2 separate regions of the Homo sapiens genome follow, and region 1 is linked to region 2. The links are chromatin loops, found by intact Hi-C in ENCODE. Cell type or tissue: IMR-90. All regions are shown on one strand. Each heading gives the region's core, and the rest is flanking DNA. Links, peaks and the distances in the headings are about the cores only.

Region 1 (5,386 bases), core at 246-5,245, 80 kb before region 2:
CACCACTGGGTGGAGGGTTGAGGGAAATGCAACAAGATCCAAGATATGGACTTGGAGAAAGGCAGCACTGCAGGAACTCAAAAAAGGTAGGCAAATATGCGGATGGGGAGCTGAAAAGAGACAACCCTAATAGTATCTCTCTTAATAGTATGGAACTATCAACAGAAAGACAAAAAGGAAAGGGCTCATTCCCATTCTGGTCCTGTCCCCTAACCACGTGGCCTAGGTCCCTAAGTCTGAAAGCCCTCAGTAGACAACAAGATACTTCAGCCCTCCTCCCGGTGTGGAGCACCCCCTGGAGGCTGCCCCCAGAGAAAACGCATTCACCCTCCAGAGTGGAGGAAGGAGGGCAGAACTGTGACTTGACGTTCTTAACCGTCACAGAGCCCACAGACCATATATGATGCGATTTACATTTAAACAGTGAGAATATAAAGTACAAAGGATTTAGGTTCTCTACACTGGATCATATGAAAAATTGGGATTTCAGTTTCCTGCCCAATTTTTTTTCACTTTTTTTCTATTTCTTTCTTGGAAGGTGAAGGTCATATTTGGCTTAACATAATAAGGAGGTCTAAATCTGCTTTGATATTTTTGCCTCAGGTAGGATTACCACAGAGAACTTTTGCCACATTCTGAAAAATACATTGGCTTCTTCAGCCTTCTCCTCCAGTTCTCTCTGCCTCGCTGCAGCTCTTTCAAATATGAGAGTGGTTTCTGCTCAAATGCTCAGGCCTCATGTGTGCTCTCTGGCAGCGAGCTGTGCTTTTGTGGAAAATTCTCCCCTTCTCGCACGTCCTTTCTTTGACATACCAAATGTTGCTCCTTCTGAAGTGCTTGAAATCACCAAAGTCGGGAGGGGTACTCTTCGGGTGTGAGTCGCCCTCCAGGGGGAGCATCTTACAGGGCTTGGAAGTGCAACTTGCTCAAGAGCGGAGGAGCTTTTTTCTTACACACTAGTTTCCTCACACACTGTTCTCATTTTAATTAGGTAATGGAAGGCCAATAGCAAAATTTTCCAGCATTAAAAAAATAAAATAAAAAGTGCATGAGCTTTAGAAAATAAGAACAAGAGATTTAAAAGCCTTTTCTAAGACCACATGGCATTCTGCCACTGCTCCATCAGTTGTCCTTGAGGGCCATAGAAAGGCTCCACGTGGATGTATCCTACACAGTAATGGACTCAGCTGGCCCACAGGATTGCAGGATTTCTTGCTAAATTTGGTGCCAAATATCCCTTCACTGCTTCAATTTGTCCTGCGTGACCTCCTCTCCCTTTGCCAGGCTCAGCAGTGCAGTAGGGCCACGAACATCCAAGGCTTAAGGAGCAGGCGCTGGGGAGAAAGCAGTCTTGTTCCAGCTTTGAATTCGAAAGAATTTGCCAGGTTTTGCTGAAAGAGAGAAGAGAAGGAGGAGGAAAAGGAGGGCAGAGAGAGAGAAGGCCAGTGGGGTGGACCATTTTTCTTCTCAGCTCTGGCCGTTGCATATTGGTTTGATGTAAATGTTTTGTTTCTTTTTTTCCTTTTCAAATCTAGGATTTATCAAATGTGACAGCCTGACAATCCCAGAGACAAGAATTCCACAGGCACGTGCGGCACAGGACAGGAATCCCTGCCACTGTGGGTTTCTGCAAGAATGCATGAGTGCACAGGCAGGAGTTTGGAAAGAGCCACCCCAAGATTAGAGCATCCACAGGCAGCACCTCCAGGTAACTGAAGTCATACCAGGGAAGTGTCTCAGTGGAGACATTTGACTCTGTGGAGAGAGCTTTCTCCTCCAGAAGATAGACTTCTTTGTCTCTCAAGGGCAATTATTTTAACAATCTTCTCGCTGGTCAATTTCATTTATTTCCCTTAACTGACTTTACTGCAATGTTCTCAAACTATAGGATCTAAAGCATTGTTTACCAAAGTGCTTAAACTGCTGCAGTTGACCTCAGTTGCCACCTTCATCACAGTTGTTATCAATTCCCAACTGACTGACCTGTTCTCACCATGACTATCTGGAGGCACTCTTTGGATGCTCTAATTGCTGCTTTATTTTATTTTATTTTACTTTTTTGAGAGAGAGTCTTGTTCTGTTGCCCAGGCTGAAGTACAGTGGAGTGATCACAGCTCACTACAGCCTCAATCTCCTGAGCTCAAGCAATCCTCCCACCTCAGCCTTCAGAGTAGCTAGGACCACCAGCATACATGGGCACACCTGGCTTTTGTTAGATAAAAGGTCTCACTATGTTTAAAATAAAAGACAACCAAAAGAATTTATTGTTCTATTATGTGACTTAGACACACACACACTTCTTGACTCTGTTGACCTGAGTATCTTGCTAATATGACTAACATCACAAATCCAATCCATATGTTCCCAAACAATGCAATGAGATCCACGGGCCCAGAAAGCTCGTACCTTCATTCCCAAAGAAATCCTTGGTGTAAAATCCATACTTGTCTCAGTGCTCCTCTGTATTTCTCAGGAAATATTTGTTGACTTGACTGTAACCAGCTGAGAGTAAGGATGACTCATCAAAGACTCATCATCAGTCCTGGAAAAATAACTGAAGTCCCATTCCCTACTGAAAATGGATCAGCCTTATTCTCTGCACTACACACATTACAACTACTTGTATGCCTTACTCTTCTTTTCATTAGAAAATCAATAATTCTGTGCTGATATTTCTAGGACAGTGGTAACTGCTACAAAATGGTCCCTAACTATTATTGCTATCTCTTCTCTGGATAATAATAACTTTTAAAGATCTCTGTAAGCAGTTAACCCCAAAAATATTATCCATGAATCTGGGCCATGGGTTTAGTTTGTTTCGCCTAACAAAAGGCCAATAATTTTTATCAGGAGAGTTAGTAGCACAAGACTGGAGTTATTTTCTTACAGCAAAAAGGGGATGGATGGGCAGGAGGAGACAAACTGTTTCATGTGGTTACACAAACACAAAGAAACGAAAATCTCTTCCTCTCAATCTGGTCTCAAAACTACCCAAGAAGTTCAGGGAAATCACCTCTAATTAACTGTAAATGATATACATGGATCCAAACTCCACCAGGAAAGCTGTTCCGTGATCTTTCATGCCAACTGGTGTGAATGCCTGTCAACAGATGGCAAGTCTCTTGGAGAAAGAAAACTAACTTTTCCTAGGCAAAAACAGCAGGAATAATAAAGAATAGTTTTTCAGACAATAAAACAAGTAAATATTACTGGGTTGCAATAAAGTATTATAAATTTCTCTCCTAGAGGGTACAGTCAAACATTTTCCTGTTTGGTCAGCTGACTAGGTCATTAGAGTTTAAAGTGGAGAAGAATGGGTATTACTCTCAAGGTGGTAACTGAGATCAACTGCAGCTGAGAAGAAGTAAACCAAGGATAATTATGTGCAAAGTCATTTATTGACTTATTTGTCACCTTTTCATCTGGTCTCACTATTAGCATTTTATTCCCTGCTAGGCTCACTCTGTGCAAAAATAAGGTCATTCTGACCACGCATTTTTGTTCCTGTTAGGTGAAGAATTACGGTGCTACGTGTGGACAGCTATTCTAAGAACTCCAAAGGCGTTATCATGAGAAAGAAATCCTTTAACCTTGTAAAGATACTAAAAACTTTAAATTTTTTAAAGCTTCCCAGTTTCTAAATCTTCACAGCTCATCATCCCTCATAGCAACACACTGCTACCACACACAATATATGAGTTCGTGAAAATTGAAAAGTAAATTCAATGTCAATACATGAGTATACAGTACATGTCTAAAACTGGCGATGCAGCCAAGAACAAGGGACATGTTCCTGCCCTCAAACAGGCTCCAGTCCTACAGGAAAAACAGACAGGGAACAAATAATTCTCAAACAGAGTAAAGAGTATTATAAAAAGGCAATGTGCCACGCCATGCAGGGTCTTCACAGAGGAAGTTAACCACTGAATCAAGCATGGCTTCCCATGACCTGAATAGACAGCTCTCAAAAGAAGACATCCAACTTGCCAATAGGCATATATAAAAAAAAGGCTCAATATGACTAATCATCAGGGAGATGCAAATCCAAATCATAATGAGATATCACCATATTCCAGTTAGAATGTCTATTATTAAAAGGTCAAACAATAACAAATATTGGTGGGAATGTAAATTAGGACAGCCATTATGGAACACAGTATAGCAATTTCTCAAAAAATAAAAAAACACAACTACCATATGATCCAGCAACCCCATTGCTAGGTATATATCTAAAAGAAATAAAACCAGCATGTCAGAGAGATCTCTGCACCTCCTTGCTCACTGCAGCACTATTCACAATAGCCAAGATATGAAATCAACCAAAGTACCTATCAACTGATAAGTGGATAAAGAAAACGTGGTACAAATACACAATGGAATATTATTCAGCCGTCAGAAAGAATGAAATCCTGCCATTTGCAACAACACAAATGAAGCTGGAGGACATGATGTTAAATGAAATAAGCCAGGCAGAGAAAGACAGACACTATGATCTCACTCATACGTGGAATTTTTAAAAGGCAAGCTCATAGAAGTACAGAGTAGAATGGAAGTTATCAGAGGCTGGGAAGGGTAAAGGGGAGGGGAAATGGGGTGAGTTTGGACAATGGGTCCAAGATTACAGTTAGACACGAGGAATAAGTTGTGGTGTTCTAATGCACAAGAGGGTCATCATAGTTAACAGTAATGTACTGTACATTTCAAAGAAGCTAAAAGAGAGGAATTTGAATATTCTCACCACAACTAATTGATAAATATTTGAGGTGATGAATATGCTAATCACCTTGATTTGATCATTATGTAGTGTATACATGCAACAAAGCATCGCACAGATCCTGTAAACATTAAAAAGGAAAAAGAAAAAGAATGTCTTCTTTGGAAAGAGAGACATTTACGTTGAGAGGCATAGAGTCAGCTAAGGAAAAAGTGAAAAGAAGAAATTCTAGGCAGAGGAATTGGCCTATATGATGGCTCTCACCAAAAAAGAAAAATCTAGAACCACCAAGAAGGCTGAAAGTTGGACACTGGGGAAGAGAGGATTCTTGGATGAAAATGGAGACGCGTGCAGGGGTTGGGCTCAGAGGTCCGCATAAGCAGTGTTTGAGTTTGCTTCTCAGGACATCTGTAAGTTGGCTGTTGTGACTGGTTATGGCAAACCGAACTACCTCTTTGTGTAAAGTGTGATTTTCATCCCCAAGAAACACAGAGCCTTAGAGCTGAAAGTTCTCTTAGAGGATATCTAATCCAAACGTCCATGGATTAATTGGTGCAGAAATTCCTTTCTTGAACACACCCTACGGTGTTTTAGAACACATCATTTGTTTTATCTATAGCTCAAATTGTTAGAAATTTCTTTCAACCCAAACCCGCTTCCTTGAAACTTCCA
Region 2 (5,386 bases), core at 173-5,172:
CGTAGCACCTCCTACCACCCCTTGCAGCTGCTCCCATCTTGTAAGATGTACCTGCTTCCCCTTCACTTTCTGCCACCATTGTAAGTTTCCTGTGGCCTCTCCAGAAGCCAAGTAGATTCCAGCATTACGCCTCCTGTACAGCCTGCAGAACTGTGAGCCAATTAACCTCTTTCCTTTATAAATTACCCAGTCTCAGGTATTTCTTTATACCAATGAAGCACGGACTAATGCAGGTGCTGACAACAAAGTCAAGCAAGCATCACCTGGGAACTGCAAGCCAGAAGTGTCCTACACCTACCACCTGAAAGCTAAGGAGGCAGAGATTAACATCTGCCATTTGTTTGCATTTAAACTTATCTTCACTGCCAATCAGATTGTAACTTGCATAACGTAGGTCATTAAAACTGATTATGCATTTACCCTCCTTCAAATTTTACAACAGAGTGTAAGTCAACACAAGTATAAAAGATTGAACAATAATCTCAGTCTTGAAAACAAAAAAGGTGCTCTCTGTAAATCTGTTAAGTGCAATAATGTACGAAGAACTGTCTATAATAAAAAATGCTATTGGGTAGACCTGCTCATCCTGGCTAGGGTGAATGGACACCAGAAAGTACCACAAGAATAAAAAGGGAAAAAAGCCTTTGATCACGAGCGGTTAAATAGTAGGTGGCTCCGAAGACAGAGGACACAGAATTTGCTGCAATATCTTATACTTGGCATCCAAAATACTACCTTTTGTGTAACAGTGTATATCAATATAACTTTCTTCCATCTCCTGATGACGCTAGAACCTTGCTCTTGAAAGAAGCCCCAACATTGGACAGTCCTGGGCAGATCTGCACTTACACATCTGCAAAGACAGAAATCCACAGACTGGAGGGGCCAGACATATTCCTTACCCCCACCTCTACTGTTTCAAATCACCTCCATTATTCTAATGTAATGAATGCTCAGAGACACTGTTTTAGACTTGCCTCTTAACTGAATGTTTTAAATGTTTTTAAACAAACAGTTTGAGCAACATATAATTTCAAAAGTATGACTGAGATTGCCCTAGGAGCAAATATTGATGGGAGATGGGGAGAGCAGACCCATGGCTGCACCAGGTACCTCTGGAAAGTGAGGATGAGTCATTGCAGAGAAAAGATAAAAACTTTGTCTGCAAGCCAGGATTCTGCATGAATTTGACTTTAATCTGTGTGACCACTGGCCACATAGTAGGACTTGCCAAAAACTTGTTGGTAGCATGTTGAATGAAATGGGCATATTTATGGAATGGATAAATCTTAATCAAATAGTCACTTGGTTATAGAAATAGCCCAAAAATAAGACAAATGTAAACACGATGAAGAGCCACTAAAACAAATGTGGAAACAGCAAGATGTCCAACTAGAACTAGTCCTAATATGAACACTGCATGTCCAGTGAACACGGGAAGCGCCGCTCTGTTAGTGCTTTTGATACTGGGCACAGGTCCGGGTGTCTGTCCTCTGCACTCTGTCTCTCGGTCAGGAGTGTCCCCACTGCTCGTGTTGTGTGTTTGATTATCTGTGGTATCACAAGAGCAGTCTTCAGAGCCCTGTGGTGGTGTTGGTGGGTCAATGACATTCAAAGGGTAGAAGAGGTGGAAGGGGATGCTCAGCTGGCGATTTTTTAAGTGCTGAAAAGTCTGTGCCTAAGAGTTGACCTATAAACCAGCACTCTCACTAGCACATGCAGAATGGGTACCCCTTCTTTATTCCAAACAAGCAATTTAGTAATAACAAATAGCCTTGTTATTACTTTTCACTTTTAGAGTTGCCTTTGATGTTCATCTTAAGGGCATTTTTATCCCATGAAAATATTGTGCAGGGGGAGGTAGCGTGATTTGTTTCAGTCCTTTAACCCCACTGTCTGGCCTGGATCCTGGACTCCCAGGAATGGGCAAGGGCTCAAGTCAAAAAACATGTATGGGGCACTTCTTACAAGGACTATATTGAGGAATTATGGGAGACCCTAGGAGAAAACTGACATGGGCCCCACCAACGAGCTGAGGCTGTAGCTCAAAGACTATGTGCATTACTATAAAACTAGCTACAGTATGGTAGGTATAGCAAGAAAACTTCAAAAAAGTTTCAAAGGCCAAAAGTATACTGTTGCTGGGATCAATCATGGAGGCCTTTGTGGGGGAAGTAGTCTATAAATACTCTAATTGAAAGCAGATTAATCTAGTCAACGAAAATACATTCCAAAGACAGTGTGCCCCTGCTCCAGGCTTTCGGGATGTGTGGCACCTTTTCTCTTAAGTGCCAAGGGGCTCCTTGCATGTCTTAAATGACTCTATCCACCTGCCCACCTTCCCTCCAGCACCATCCTCTCTCCACCCCCATGCCTCCTTCCCTTAGTCACCCTCCCATGTATGAAAGGCAAGTCACAAATCTACTGTGCTTGGCCAGGCCTGTAATCTGAACATTTTGGGAGGCCAAGATGGACAGATCACCTGAGGTCAGGAGTTCAAGGTCAGCCTGGCCAACATGGCAAAACCCTGTCTCTACTAAAAAATACAAAAATTAGCCAGGCATTGTGGTGGGCGGGCCTGTAATCCCAGCTACTCAGGAGGCTGAGGCAAGGAGAACTGCTTGAACCTGGGAGGTGAAGGTGGCAGTGAGCCCAGATCACACCAAGGCAACAGAGCAAGACTCCATCTCAAAGAAAAAAAAAAAAAAAACCTACTGTTCTTTCACAGCCTAGATCTCAAGTTAATACCCAGCCATAATCATTTTTCTGACATGCCTTCATAACATGGGGCCTCTCTCGCACACTCAAACACCAACTTTTGAATTGCCTTGGGTTAAGGAATCTCTCAGGAAGACCAGCCTCTTTGAATTAACAGCACTCTCTTTGAGCAAACTATCTAGGTATGGTTTTCCTCATGAGACCCTGATCACCTCTCTTCCTTCTTCTCTGTTGTAACCACCAGAGAATTTGTCATGCAAAGGAATTCAAAACCTCAACATGCAAAGAGTCATAGGTCCCAGAGAGGCTAAAGAAAAAAAATGGTTTAAATCGTTGCGAATTTTCCAGAGCTACTGAGAAATTTGCCTAAGTAACCAGACCAGAATCTTGAAGATGCAGAGGATAAGGATTTGAAGTCACAGGCACCCAAAAGCAAGCTTCAGCAAAATTCATTTTCAGGAACTATTTTGACCCTGAGGAGTTTTAGATGAATTGGGATTGAATTTCCAAGGAGCCAATGGGCATGAAGCAGTTGTAAATTCAGCAACAGAAAAGGGCCTCCTCTGCTAGGAGGCTGACCAGATGGAGTCAGGTGATGCCCACATCTTGACGACTTGGGGTAGAGTCACTGGGGTAGAGTCACAGGGATTCTCTTTTATCTACTTGCATACTATCCAGGACTCAAGTGTCTGCAAGGACCATGTACCTCAGCAGGGCTCAATCCTTGTCAGTTTACCACAGGAATGACCAATGTAGTCAAAATACATGCCTTCAAATGTCACAATTATCTAGAGCACCTGTGCGTAACTCTAGCTTAACATTTGCATCATGTATTGATATACTTTTGCAAATGTCTGTCCCTTACTGGACTGTGCACAGTTAAATTGGCTTTTATGCCTCTACATGACCTAAGTCCAGCACTGTACTCAAAAAGGAACTTTGAATTGACCTGATAGATGCACCTGGCTTTTCCTGCACCTTGCAGAGCATCTGCTATGTTTCTACTCCATGTTACAAATAAGGGAAACCACACATATCCACAGGTGGACAGTGTTAGCTCTGGGTTCCAGTTCCACACCAGGTTAAACAAATTTCTACCAAAATAACAGGATAAAATCCAGTCTTGGGAAATGTTTATTAAAAAGTAAAAATGGTTGGTATATTTTAATCAAGGTAATTACTTAATTAGAACCTGTTTTACTAAGCTGACTTGTATGTGGACAGACCTCTCAATTAGGGTGGGCCTGCTGCTTCCTGGGATAACTTAAAGTAAATAATAACAAATATAATCATAGGATGTGAGGAGGGTTCCCTTGGTTCTGCTGGAGAAGCTGAGAGGCAGACTGTAACGCGCATTAGACCAAGACTGAGGCATGGGAACCCACTCTGGGAAATCAACAGCAAATCTACCCCGCTACCCCCAACAAGAAAAATTTAGAGCCTTTCCTCTAACCCTGCCCTCACTCATTCTACAAGTTTCTCCCAGTTGACAATGGCTCTGCCCTGAGGACATCTCTGGAAGGGGCGTGACTTTCCAAGGTCTTTATTGAAAGTGCCACCTGGAAGAAGTGATTACCTAACAATTTGCCAAAAGGGAGGGCTGCAGAAACCTCGGCATTTTTGAATTGCAACTGTTTTCTGTCATCGTAAAGAAAAAGTTAATCATTTTTTCCAGCAAACCACCGCCCCCTCTGTCTCCTGCACAGACTATTACGAAATTGCTGAAGACCACACACTTGGCTTTCGCTGTTTTCACAGTTTTTAAAGCCATCATCAAAAGGCAAAAGGAGCCCAGGATGAGGATTTCTTTCCAGCACAGCATCTGAAGTGGAATTCCATCGGTAGAATGCTATTTTCTTCTGGCTACTTTCCATAAGTTCCATCTTCTTATTAAGTGTTTATCATCTCGCATGAAGAAAAAGGAGACAAAAAAATCTCAAACCGTGTCCAGTTGGGAAAGAGCCATCCAGCCTTAGAGTCATGCTATCGAATATTCTGGAAATAAATTTTAAAGACCAAAAAATTCAGCTCATAATATAAAAGTTCAAATTTATGATAGCATTTATCTCCATGTTAATAAGGAATTTGCAAACAAAGATGATTATCCAGGTCTTTGAAGATGTACATCATGAATCAATCCAGCTACATATTAGTGATACAAGGCAGTTGGTTTCAGCAGAGTTGGCCCAACGTAAGATGTTTCTTTTTTATGTGAAATTATGTTGAGAGACTTTTGAAATGCACGCCATCTGAGTCACAGGCACTGGCTTCGAGGCAGGAATTTTACACAAACATTTTTTAGTGGCAGATCAATGATGTAAAGTTTGTTTTTGAAGGAGAATAAAATAAATGTCTCACTTCTAAAACCAACCTGACCCATGGGGCAGGAAAGAAAATGTCACTGGGCCCAAAATTTAGAAAAGTAATTAGAGCTGCCCATCAGTTCATAGCACATGGCCCTAGTTCTGGGTCGTGTCCCCTGTGCTGTGCTATGCTGCTGAACAGAGACCTTCCCTCTACCTACCTGCCCAACGCCACACCCTCTCTCCAAACAGGCATCCCAGTTCTCCCAGGTCTCCAGTGCTGCTTCCATCCTCCCTGTCATCCTACCACAGGACTGCTCTCCACCGTAGGCTCACCTTCTCTCTGGCCACCCACATGGCAGCAT

What was found. A loop is a pair of places that touch in the nucleus more often than their neighbours do. Peaks named below come from ENCODE experiments on the same cell type or tissue, not always from the same donor. Only the 100,000 strongest peaks of a DNase experiment are listed, where the experiment ranks them.
Region 1: it touches region 2 in a loop (2.1-fold over the local background); 1 of 110 quality-filtered maps calls a loop at or near these places.

The regions. Positions count from the first base shown.
Region 1 is chr13:22,170,904-22,176,289 of GRCh38, reverse strand. No RefSeq gene overlaps it. Among named protein-coding and RNA genes, the nearest start is that of LINC00540, 37 kb to the left of the region's middle. In IMR-90, for the core only: no CTCF peak of the experiment used is centred there; a DNase peak (open chromatin) is centred at 2,509.
Region 2 is chr13:22,090,968-22,096,353 of GRCh38, reverse strand. All of the region lies in intron 3 of LOC105370108 (a long non-coding RNA gene), which reads right to left. Among named protein-coding and RNA genes, the nearest start is that of LINC00540, 120 kb to the left of the region's middle. In IMR-90, for the core only: no CTCF peak of the experiment used is centred there; DNase peaks (open chromatin) are centred at 2,973 and 4,943; H3K27ac peaks cover 1,937 bases.